Regions from separate parts of the Homo sapiens genome. Here region 2 is linked to region 1. The links are chromatin contacts, found by Hi-C or POLR2A ChIA-PET in ENCODE. All regions are on one chromosome and are shown on one strand. The core of a region is the stretch at or near the end of the contact, and the rest is flanking DNA. Distances in the headings are between cores, read along the strand shown. Region 1 holds the start of ANKRD52 (ankyrin repeat domain 52). Region 2 holds the start of MYL6 (myosin light chain 6).

Region 1 (4,883 bases), core at 1,366-3,865:
GCCAAGTCCCAACACCCATATCCATTTGATCCTTTGCTACCTTTGGTTTCTGCTGCTGCTTCATCATCATCATCAGTCATCAAATATTAAATGCCTGTTTCTCTATACTGATATTCTGGAGCTTAAAAAAAACTATACCTGGCTGGGCACGGTGGCTCACGCCTGTAATCCCAGCACTTTGGGAGGCCGAGGCGGGCGGATCACGAGGTCAGGAGATTGAAACCTCCTGGCTAACATGGTGAAACCCCATCTCTACTCAAAGTTAGCCGGGCATGGTGGCAGCACCTGTAGTCCCAGCTACTGGGGAGGCTGAGGCAGGAGAATGGCATGAACCCCAGAGGCGGAGCTTGCAGTGAGCCGAGATCCCGCCACAGCACTCCAGCCTGGGCGGCGACAGAGCGACACTGGTCTCCAAAAAAAAAGGTGAAATGAGAAACAAAGGTGTACAATTTAACCAGATTGTGGCAGTATAAACTAAGTATGTAAGTGTTAAGGAGAACTAACAAAAGGAAAAGAGCCTATTAGCCAGAGGAGACTTCCTGGAAGAGGTAAGTTTAAATTTCTTCATAATTTTTGTGTGTGCATGGAATCACGGAGTGATTGCTCCTAAGCAATATTTTAACTTTTATTTTCAATATGGTAAAAATTTAAAAAATTCCAAAAGGTATATAGTGATAGGTAAATTTCTCTCTCATTCCTTATTTCCTGTACCCCAGTTTTTCTTTCTGGGAAAAAAGGACTGTTACTAGTGTCTTAAGTATCTTTCTAGCAGGAAAGCAAGGGAAGGCTTTTTTTTTTTTTTTTTTTTTTTGACATGGAGTCTGGCTCTGTCACCCAGGCTGGAGAGCAGTGGCTCCATCTCGGCTCACTGCAACCTCCGCCTCCTTGGTTCAAGTGATTCTCCTGCCTCAGCCTCTCCAGTAGCTGGGATTACAGGCGTGCACCACCACACCAGGCTACTTTTTTATATTTTTGGTAGAGATGGGGTTTCACCATGTTGGGAATGGGAAGGCTTTTTTTTTTTTTTTTTTTTTTTTTTTTTGAGACGGAGTCTCGCTCTGTCGCCCAGGCTGGAGTGCAGTGGCGCAATCTCGGCTCACTGCAAGCTCCACCTCCCGGGTTCACGCCATTCTCCTGCCTCAGCCTCCCAAGCAGCTGGGACTACAGGCGCCCGCCACCCTGCCCGGCTGATTTTTGTATTTTAGTAGAGACGGGGTTTCGCTGTGTTAGCCAGGATGGTCTCGATCTCCTGACCTCGTGATCCACCCGCCTCGGACTCCCAAAGTGCTGGGATTACAGGCGTGAGCCACCGCGCCCGGCCGGGAAGGCTTTTTTGAAATGTATTTTCGCCGGGTGCGGTGGCTCACGCCGGTAATCCCAGCTCTTTGGGATGCCGTGGCAGGTGGATCACCTGAGGTCAGGAGTTCGAGACCAGCCTGACCAACATGGTGAAACCCCCGTCTCTACTAAAATAAAAAATTAGCCGGGCAGGGTGGCGGGCGCCTGTAGTCTCAGCTACTTGGTAGTCTGAGACAGGATAATCACTGAACCCGGGAGGCGGAGGTTGCAGTGAGCCGAGATCGTGCCACTGCACTCCAGCCTGGGGGACGAGAGTGAAACTCCATCTCAAAAAATAAAATAAAATGTATTTTTATTTTTTAATTTTTTTCCTCTCCCCTCAAGGGAGGATTTTTATATATAAAGCCTTGACAGGACGCCAGCATGCTGCACTTCGTCCATTTCGTGTTCTCTTCAATGTGTATTGAGTTGTGAAACTCTGAACAGGACCCTGGATCACCTTTTATAAATTGTATCAATTTTTCAATCTCCACTTTTCGTCTTCCTCCTTTTTCCGTTTCTGGGTTGAGATGACCTCCATTCATTTCTTCTCTAATTGACGGCTCTCTGGCCTCTCCATTGGAGGAGGGGAAGCGCCACAGGCTGTTCTGGGGAGAAATTGTTGAGTGTTTTCCACTTTAACCTTGCAATGGAATCAGTAAGGAGTTGGAAAATGCCCCTTCTGTTGGTCTTGGCGGCCTTTTCCAGCTGCCAGTTGTCATGGCCTCTTTGTGGGTGTTTTCTGCAGTAGAATCCTCCTTGGGGTTTCTCTGCAGTTTGAGCACTTTTGCTATTTCTTCTCTACCGAACTCACGCCTCCGCCAGTGGAGATACACGCTTTCCCTCCCTCTGGGGCTATTGCCATACATAATTCCCAGTTCTCCACCCGCCAGTTCCTCCTAGTCTGTGGGGGATTTCGGGGTGTGGAATCGCTGACGGGAGGAGTTAGCTCGGGCGGGAGCATTGTGGGCTGGGTAAGATCTGGCCAGCCGTTCGGTCCTCAGTTTGGGAAGCACCGCGGGACTAAGGCCCAGGTTTCCGCTAGGGTCTTGTGGGGAACCCCTTGGGCCGCCAGACTGGAGCGGAGAGCACAGCGCGGCCAGCTGCGTGAGCCGGGGAGCCGGCGCGCGAGTTCGGGGGTGCAGGGGCTGCTGGGGCCGCCAGGGTGGGGCGGAGGGCGCTGCGGCCGGGGTCCGTTTGCGCGGGGAGCGCCGGGACCAGGACGGCCGCCAGGGAGCGCTGCGGCCTCCAACTCGCCCGCCCCCCGGTAGGCGGGGCCGCGCTCTCCCTGCAGCCGCCACCGCAGCCGCCGCCTGGGCCGCTCCGTGTCCCCGGTGGAGCCGCCGCCGCCGCCGCCGGGAGCTCGATGCGGACGGAGCCCGGGCCGAGCCATGGGGATCCTCAGCATCACGGACCAGGTCAGCCCTCCTGCCCTTTCCCGCTTCCTCCTTCCAGGGCTCGGCGCTGCCGTCACGCGAGCCCGGGGATGTGCGGCCTAGGCTGGGCCTGAGCCCGGGGCTCCCGCAGCTCCCGCCCCGCCCCATGCCGCGCTCCCCTCAACCGAGCCGGTGTCCTTGGGGACCTGGCAACCGGCGGAGGCACCGCGGGAGCTCGCTCCAGCCAGAATCCCTAGAGTGGAGCCCCTCCACGGACGCCCCCCACTCAAACCTAGGTGCTCCCCCACCCCCACCCCCACACCGGTTCCGCTCCGGCTCCAGCCCGCTCTCAGAATGCCGGTTCTCTCTGCAGCCGCCCCTGGTCCAGGCCATCTTTAGCCGAGATGTGGAGGAAGTGCGTTCCCTACTCTCGCAGAAGGAGAACATCAATGTGCTGGTGAGTTGGGAGCAGGGAGGATGGCGAGACCGGAATCCTGGCTCCCGTGTTCTGGACCCCTCCCCACCGGTGGGGCGGCTCCGTGTCTCCTCTGCTCAGATGAGGCCGCAGTTCTTTCCATCCTGGAGTGAAAGCCTACTCTGCATTTGGGGATGGAGAGCAGGTCAGGCTTGAAGCCCAGATCACTTGGGCTGGGAATGCCCAGGAACGTTGTTCTCTTCTCAACCTCCGGAGTCTGCAGCGCCCCCACCCCTCCTGGAAAAAGGAGCCGGCTTCTCAGCCCATTGGCCCTGACTCCACCCTCCCTAGGTGCTTGCCTTTGACTCCCAATACCGGGACTTAGGACGCTGCAGAAACTATGGGAAGAGGTTGTGGGGAAGGGCCTGGAGCTCTGAGACTTGGGCTGGGGTCCTTGATAGCCCCCTTACCCCGCGCCCATACTCCCTGCTCTTTTTTGCCTTCCCAGGACCAAGAGAGGCGAACTCCATTGCATGCTGCTGCCTACGTAGGCGATGTCCCCATCCTCCAGTTGCTACTGATGTCAGGTGAAAGTGGGGAGCTGGAAGGTGTGGCACATAGGGAGCGAAGGGAGGGGAGGAGTCTTTTTTGATATTCAAGGATTGCTCTCCCCGGCTTGGTCCAGGCGAGGCTCCAGCTCCATTCAGATTTCCTGGCCTGATTACTGGCTTCCTTCATACCTCCTCCCCACCTTCCATCAAAATAGGAAATTATATCCCCACAGGTGCTAATGTCAATGCTAAGGACACACTGTGGCTGACCCCTCTTCATCGTGCTGCTGCCTCCCGAAACGAGGTATGCACCCCCACCTTCTATTACCCTTTCAAAAAGGATAAGTTGCTTAAAGGTGGGGGTTAAGGGTTAAGGAGCCTCAGTCCTCAGCCCTACAAGCTGTTCTACCCCAGGTAGTGAGGAGATCAAATCTTGGCCCCTTCCTCCTACCCCTAGAACTGGCCAGTAAGGGGGTTGAGTGCTGCCAGCTGATGTGACTCAGGAAGAGCTTAACACTGGGCTGGCAGACTGCGGGGGCCCTGCTGCCAGGCCTGAGTGACTCATCCCTCCCTGGGGGGCCACCTTGAGTCTGATCCCCCTCTGGGCACTGAGATTTCTTTTCCTTGTGATGGAGGATGGGTATAGTAATCTGTTGCATCCTTGGCCCTCAAGCAGCTTGAAAGTTGACAGCACAGGGGCCAAACATATTTCATCAGTTGGGTCCTTTATCCTATTCCCATCAGCCCTGAAGACAGGGAAAGGGGGACCTCCTCCTCAGTTCATCACTTCCCTGGCTCCAGCCACCAGGGGGAGGGGCCGAGGCCAGTGGGAATGAGGTGGGTGGTGGTTAGGAGGGGCATTTTAGCTCGGGTTTTGCAAACGAACCAGTATCTGTTTGCTTACTGAGATACTGAAAATAATTTTGGTGCCTATGAGAAGGCTAAAGAGGGTGTTCAGGGCAAGATGTAGCAAGAGCATTTAGTTTTCCTAGAAGTAGTAGGGGGTTGGGATGTGTGGATCTCCACATGTGGATTTGTTTGGGAATGGATGTATGTGTGAGTGAAGATTTTCAGGGTCTAAGTTGGCGAGTCAGGTGGCTTGAAGAAGAGCAAAGGGTCCTTGTTTTAATCAGCAAGGTAAGGAAGAGCTTAAGTTCTAAGAAGATCCAGAAGATGGAAAGTAGGTATTCAGAGGCTAGGTAT
Region 2 (4,883 bases), core at 1,124-3,623, 100 kb after region 1:
GGTTGGGGAAAAAAGAAACACTGGGGAGATCAACTAGAGGAGAGGCTGGGAGGAGCCGTACCCGCCCCATGGGCCCGTCACCCCGACAGGATATGCCTCACAAACGCTGCAGGAAGGAAGAGACATTCATGGTGAAGACAAGACAAAGACATGGGGTGAGGGGTCAGGCAGTGGGGACAGACATTCCATTATTTCACTTCTCATTCCTTCCCACCCTCTACAATACTACCCCCTTCCTTTCCTGTTATACCGCCCTGACCTCCCACTCCTGGGCTGGGCTGGGCAGGGCCCTGCACCTTGCCTCCTGGCTCTTTTTGGAGCCCAAGTCCAGGGATAGGGAAAGCCCCAGACACTATACTTGACCTGCCCCATATGGCTGCTTTCTCTGAGAAAGCGCAGTTCACCTCTTACCTTCATAGTTGATACAACCATTGCTGTCCTCATGCCCTGCCACCAGCATCTCTACTTCTTCCTCTGTCATCTTCTCACCTGCAGGGGGAAAGAAAGCATTTTTGGAATTGGGTGACAAGTGAGGTACCTCAGGGTGCCATCTCAGCTCAAGGACAAGGACACAGAACCTTACCCAGTGTGACAAGAACATGCCGGATTTCAGCACCCATGACGGTGCCATTTCCTTCCTTGTCAAACACCCGAAGTCCTTCGACATAATCCTCATAGGTGCCCTGGTCCTTGTTCTTGGCCACTGTCTGCAGCATGGGCAGAAAGTGCTCAAAGTCCAGCACCTTCACATTCATCTCTGCCATAAAGGAGGTGGAAGTGTCAGGCCAGAGAAGTAACACAAGTTCTCAGGACAGGGGATTATAGAGACCTCAACTGAACAGAGAGATGACAGATGACTCCCCACTAAAAGCAAGGAAATCCATGGGATTTGCTAATCCAGACTTGCTTGAGTTTGGGGCCTATGAAGATAAAGGGAAGCTCTTAGCTGAAGAACTGTGGGCCCATGACCACACTGAGGAGTTGTTCTTTAGGCCCCTCACCATCACTCTTGGGGTTCCCCAGGACCTTGAGCACCTCGGCGTTGGTAGGGTTCTGGCCCAGGGCCCTCATCACATCCCCACACTGGCTGTACAGGATCTTGCCATCACCTGTTCGGTCAAACAGCTGGAAGGCCTCCTTGAACTCTGAGGATTCAGATGAATGTCAACACAGGATTTGAGGGTTAATCCAAACCCTACCTCAGAGCTCTGCTGCCCATTCAACTTTGATCATGCTGAGGAAACGAGATATCTGCACCAAACTGTACACCAAAGTCTACTTAAGAGGGCTCTATTTCTCTTCCTCCCAACTCAAGTGTTCTATATAGAGGCTTCCTCCCCTTCTGGCAGCCTGGTAACATCCATTTACACAACCCCTCTGCCTGCGGCAGGCCTGCCAATCTCCACTGCTGCTACTACACTTCTCAGGGCAGGAATTCGCCACCGCCCAGTCTCAGTCCTGTCCTTATAAGGAAGTGGGAGCAGCAGCCTGGGACTAGGGTCATCCCAACCTGCCACTTCGCACCCCTCCAGTATAAAGAGAACTTCCAGAGGGTATAGCTACAGTCATATCCTTAGCAAACTCCCCTGTCTTGTCCCCATCTGCACAGAATATCAGGTCACTGCTCTACAATCTTCACAACTGCAAGCTGGGAGGGCGGGGACAGTTATCACAAGAGGAGAAAAGAGGCAGAAGTAGCTGATTAAAGGACAAAGGAAAGCAGGCAGCTTTATACACCCTCCCGAGACCCCACACACAGCAGGCATTAAGTGACCAAGTTTTTTCACATACCCACACCACCTAAAACTCACCCAGTGCTTGGGATCAGATCTAGAGTGGAAGGGGAGGGAGGAAGAAAGTGAGAAAAGAAAATGGAGGATCCAGAAGAAGAGAAAATAATCCAGGGGGTAATCTCATGGGGGTGCTAAAGAGATGACAGATTAAGATTAGAGGATAGGTGCTGGGGGGAGGGTGTCCCTCTCCCTAAGGGTGACCTCGGTAGGGATCAGAGATAACCTACCTGCGGTCTGGTCTTCGGTGAAGTCACACTGCTCAGAGAAGAGGGAAGTGGTCAGCATCTGAACGCCAATCCCCCGAGTTTCTATCCCAGCCCCACAAACTCTGACCCACAAACTCTGACCCACAAACTCCTGTTTCAGGCTGCAGACTCGCTTCCCCGCAGGGCCCCAGTCTTTCCAACCCCACCTCCAACCTTTCGGGTCCTCAGATTCCCTTTGCCTCCTACCCCTGCCTTCTCCTCGCCCCCCACCCGTCTCTTCCTGCCTCTCGTCCCCAATCCTGCCCGTCTCCCAAGACCTGGGCCCCACCATCTTGACTGCTCAGCTCTCCGGGACCTTTTCCTGCAGTAATGGCTCCGACTCTCGGCCCAACCCTAGTCTTAGTACGTCCCGATGACGTCACCCTCAGAGGACTCAGCCAATAGGAACCGTGGCCTGGGTTTATGCAGACGATTGCTACATTAGTAATGACTTGGGCGGGGTCCGCTGTTCCTTTCTCCAGCGCCACCTGGGCACAGAACCCGCTCGGAGGTGGGGGGGGTCGTGGGGGGAGGTGGGGGGGCGGGGGTCGTGGGGGGACGTGGGCTGGGGCACAATGAATCTGCACCTCCCAACAGCAGGAAGATCAGAGGATTGGAAGAGGAGAGAGCCCTCTTTTCCCGCCCTCTCCTCCTAGCACCCTCCCCGTCTCCCGCTGCTCCCCCAACCATGAAAAAAATAGCAGTCTGAAACCAAGAGAGGAACCCAGTCTTTATTTTGAAACAATAGGTGGCCTCCTGGTGGCTGGAACGTGCTTTCGCCTGCGGGGCCCAGTGTCCGGACCCCACTGGATCTGTGGAAAAAAACCAAAGTTGCGAAGCGCTGGAGCCCGTGCAGCAACCGGACAGCAGAATGAACTCCGCTGCTTTTCTATGTTGGCTGAGAGAAGGGCGGGAGACTTGCCTCGTAAGGCGCGGCGAAGGGGTGGGAGGGCCCTACCTGCAGCACTCAGACGCTTAGGATGTGTTTCAAGAAGGCTGCAGAGAGAGGAGGCAAGAGGGGCTTCAGAAGCAGGCCTTTGGATAATACATCTGACTCTAGGTAATCCAGGGGTGCCCCCGCCCACACGCGGCAAGACGCCAGGCTGCCCTCCTCCCTCGGCCCCGCTCCCGCTTTTTTGTCCCCTCACCCTCGTAGTTGATGCAGCCGTTGCTGTCCTCGTGTCCTGCCAGAACGGTCTCCACCTCCTCCTCAGTCATCTTCTCTCCTGAATCCCAGACACAACGTCTGAGGCCCTCCTTTCCCTCCTTCACTCACCCAGGCCACGCTTTTCCTTTTTTTTTTTGAGACGGAGTTTCGCTCCTGTCGCTCAGGCTGGAGTGCAGTGGAGCGGAGCGATCTCGGCTCACTGCAACCTCCGCCTCCCGTGTTCACGCGATTCTCCTGCCTCACCCTCCCGAGTAGCTGGGATTACAGGCGCCCGGCTAATTTTTTGTATTTTTGGTAGAGACGAGGTTTCGCCATGTTGGGCAGGCTGCTCTCAAACTCTTGACCTCAGGTCATACACCTGCCTCGGCCTCCCAAAGTGCTAGGATTACAGGCGTGAGCCACCGCGCCTGGCTTTTTCCATATATTTTTGTAAACAACAATATAAACATAACAATTGTAATTTTTTTTTTTTTTTTTTGAGATAGGGTCTCCCTCTGTCACCCAGGCTGGAGTGCAGTGACATCATCATGGCTCACTGCAACTTCCACCTCCTGGGCTCCAGTGATTCACATCGGCCTTCGAAGTAGCTGGGACTACAAGCGTGCACCACCACGCCTGGCTAATTTTTAAATTTTTTTGTAGAGACATGGTTTTGCCATGTTGCTCAGGCTGGTCTCGAACTCCTGAGCTCAAATGATCTGCCCATCTCGGCCTCCCAAAATGCTGAGATTACAGGTGTGAGCCACCACGCCCAGCCTTGTACTTTTTTTTTTTTTAAATAGAGATAGAATCTCACTACGTTGCCCAGGCTGGTCTCGAACTCCTGGGCTCAAGCGATCCTCCTGCCTTGGCCTCCCAAAGTGCTAGGATTACAGGAGTGAGCCACTGCTCCCGGCCAGCCCATGCTGTTTTGCTTTTTTTTAAACTGAGTCTTGCTCTATCACCCAGGCTGGAGTACAGTGGCACGGTCTCGGCTCACCGCAACCTCCACCTCCCGGGTTAAAGCGATTCTCCTGCCTTAGCCTACCAAGTAGCTGGGATTACAGGCACCCGCCATCATGCCTGGCTAATTTTTGTGTTTTTAGTAGAGACGAGGTTTCACCATGTTGGCCAGGCTGGTCTTGAACTCCTGATCTCAAGTGATCCGCCTGCCTCGGCTTCCCAAAGTGCTGGGATTACAGGCTTGAGCCACCGTGTCTGGCCTTTTTTTTTTTTTTTGAGACAGAACCTTGCTCTGTCCCCCAGGCTGGAGTACAGTGGCATGATCTCTCGGCTCACTGCAACCTCAGACTCCCGGGTTCCAGCGATTCTCCTGCCTCAGCCTCCTGGGTAGCTGGGATTATAGGTGCGTGCCACCATGCCCGCCTAGTTTTTATATTACTAATAGAGATGGGGTTTTACCATGTTGGCCAGGCCGGTCTCGAACTCCCGAGCTAAGGTGATCCGCCCGCCTTGGTCTCCCAAAATGCTGGGATTACAGGCGTGAGCCACCATACCTGGCCAGGCCACGCTCTTTAGAGTGGTACCTCTTCTTCTCCCATAGCCTCAGTCCTCAAGGGAATCCTCCCCTGGTCATGGATGCCTCTTGCTTTCCATTTCACCCTAGTACTGCTGAAAGTATTGACCCACAAGGAAACAATCCCAGGAGGTTACGAGACTTGTACCAGAACACACAAC

The links. A loop is a pair of places that touch in the nucleus more often than their neighbours do. ChIA-PET counts read pairs that join two places held with the same protein, here RNA polymerase II (POLR2A). Pooled maps may share reads with other maps.
Region 2: a pooled map shows a loop between it and region 1 (5-fold over the local background). The contact joins the promoter of MYL6 here to the promoter of ANKRD52 in region 1. A Hi-C loop is called at or near these places in 3 of 37 single-sample maps with no recorded cell type and 11 of 50 pooled maps. POLR2A ChIA-PET finds 5 or more read pairs at or near these places in 11 of 52 experiments (A549, AG04449, BJ and 7 more).

What each region holds. Positions count from the first base shown.
Region 1 is chr12:56,256,116-56,260,998 of GRCh38, reverse strand. ANKRD52 (ankyrin repeat domain 52) reads left to right here and starts at 2,615. Exons shown (of 28, transcript NM_173595.4): 1 at 2,615-2,756; 2 at 3,088-3,171; 3 at 3,638-3,716; 4 at 3,914-3,984. The coding sequence starts at 2,730. RefSeq lists silencers at 2,357-2,416, 2,427-2,976, 2,997-3,066 and enhancers at 3,127-3,176, 3,257-3,306, 3,613-4,605.
Region 2 is chr12:56,155,849-56,160,731 of GRCh38, reverse strand. MYL6 (myosin light chain 6) reads right to left here and starts at 2,373. Exons shown (of 7, transcript NM_021019.5): 1 at 2,328-2,373; 2 at 2,021-2,048; 3 at 1,002-1,145; 4 at 584-757; 5 at 412-489; 6 at 62-106. The coding sequence starts at 2,330. The coding sequence ends at 78. MYL6B (myosin light chain 6B) reads right to left here. Exons shown (of 8, transcript NM_002475.5): 6 at 3,187-3,264; 7 at 2,997-3,034; 8 at 2,750-2,850. The coding sequence ends at 3,006. It overlaps MYL6B-AS1 (MYL6B antisense RNA 1), which reads left to right and starts at 2,507. Exons shown (of 3, transcript NR_186043.1): 1 at 2,507-2,549; 2 at 2,787-3,098. RefSeq lists enhancers at 1-104, 1,075-1,144, 1,185-1,254, 3,265-3,374 and silencers at 1,925-2,104, 2,475-2,644.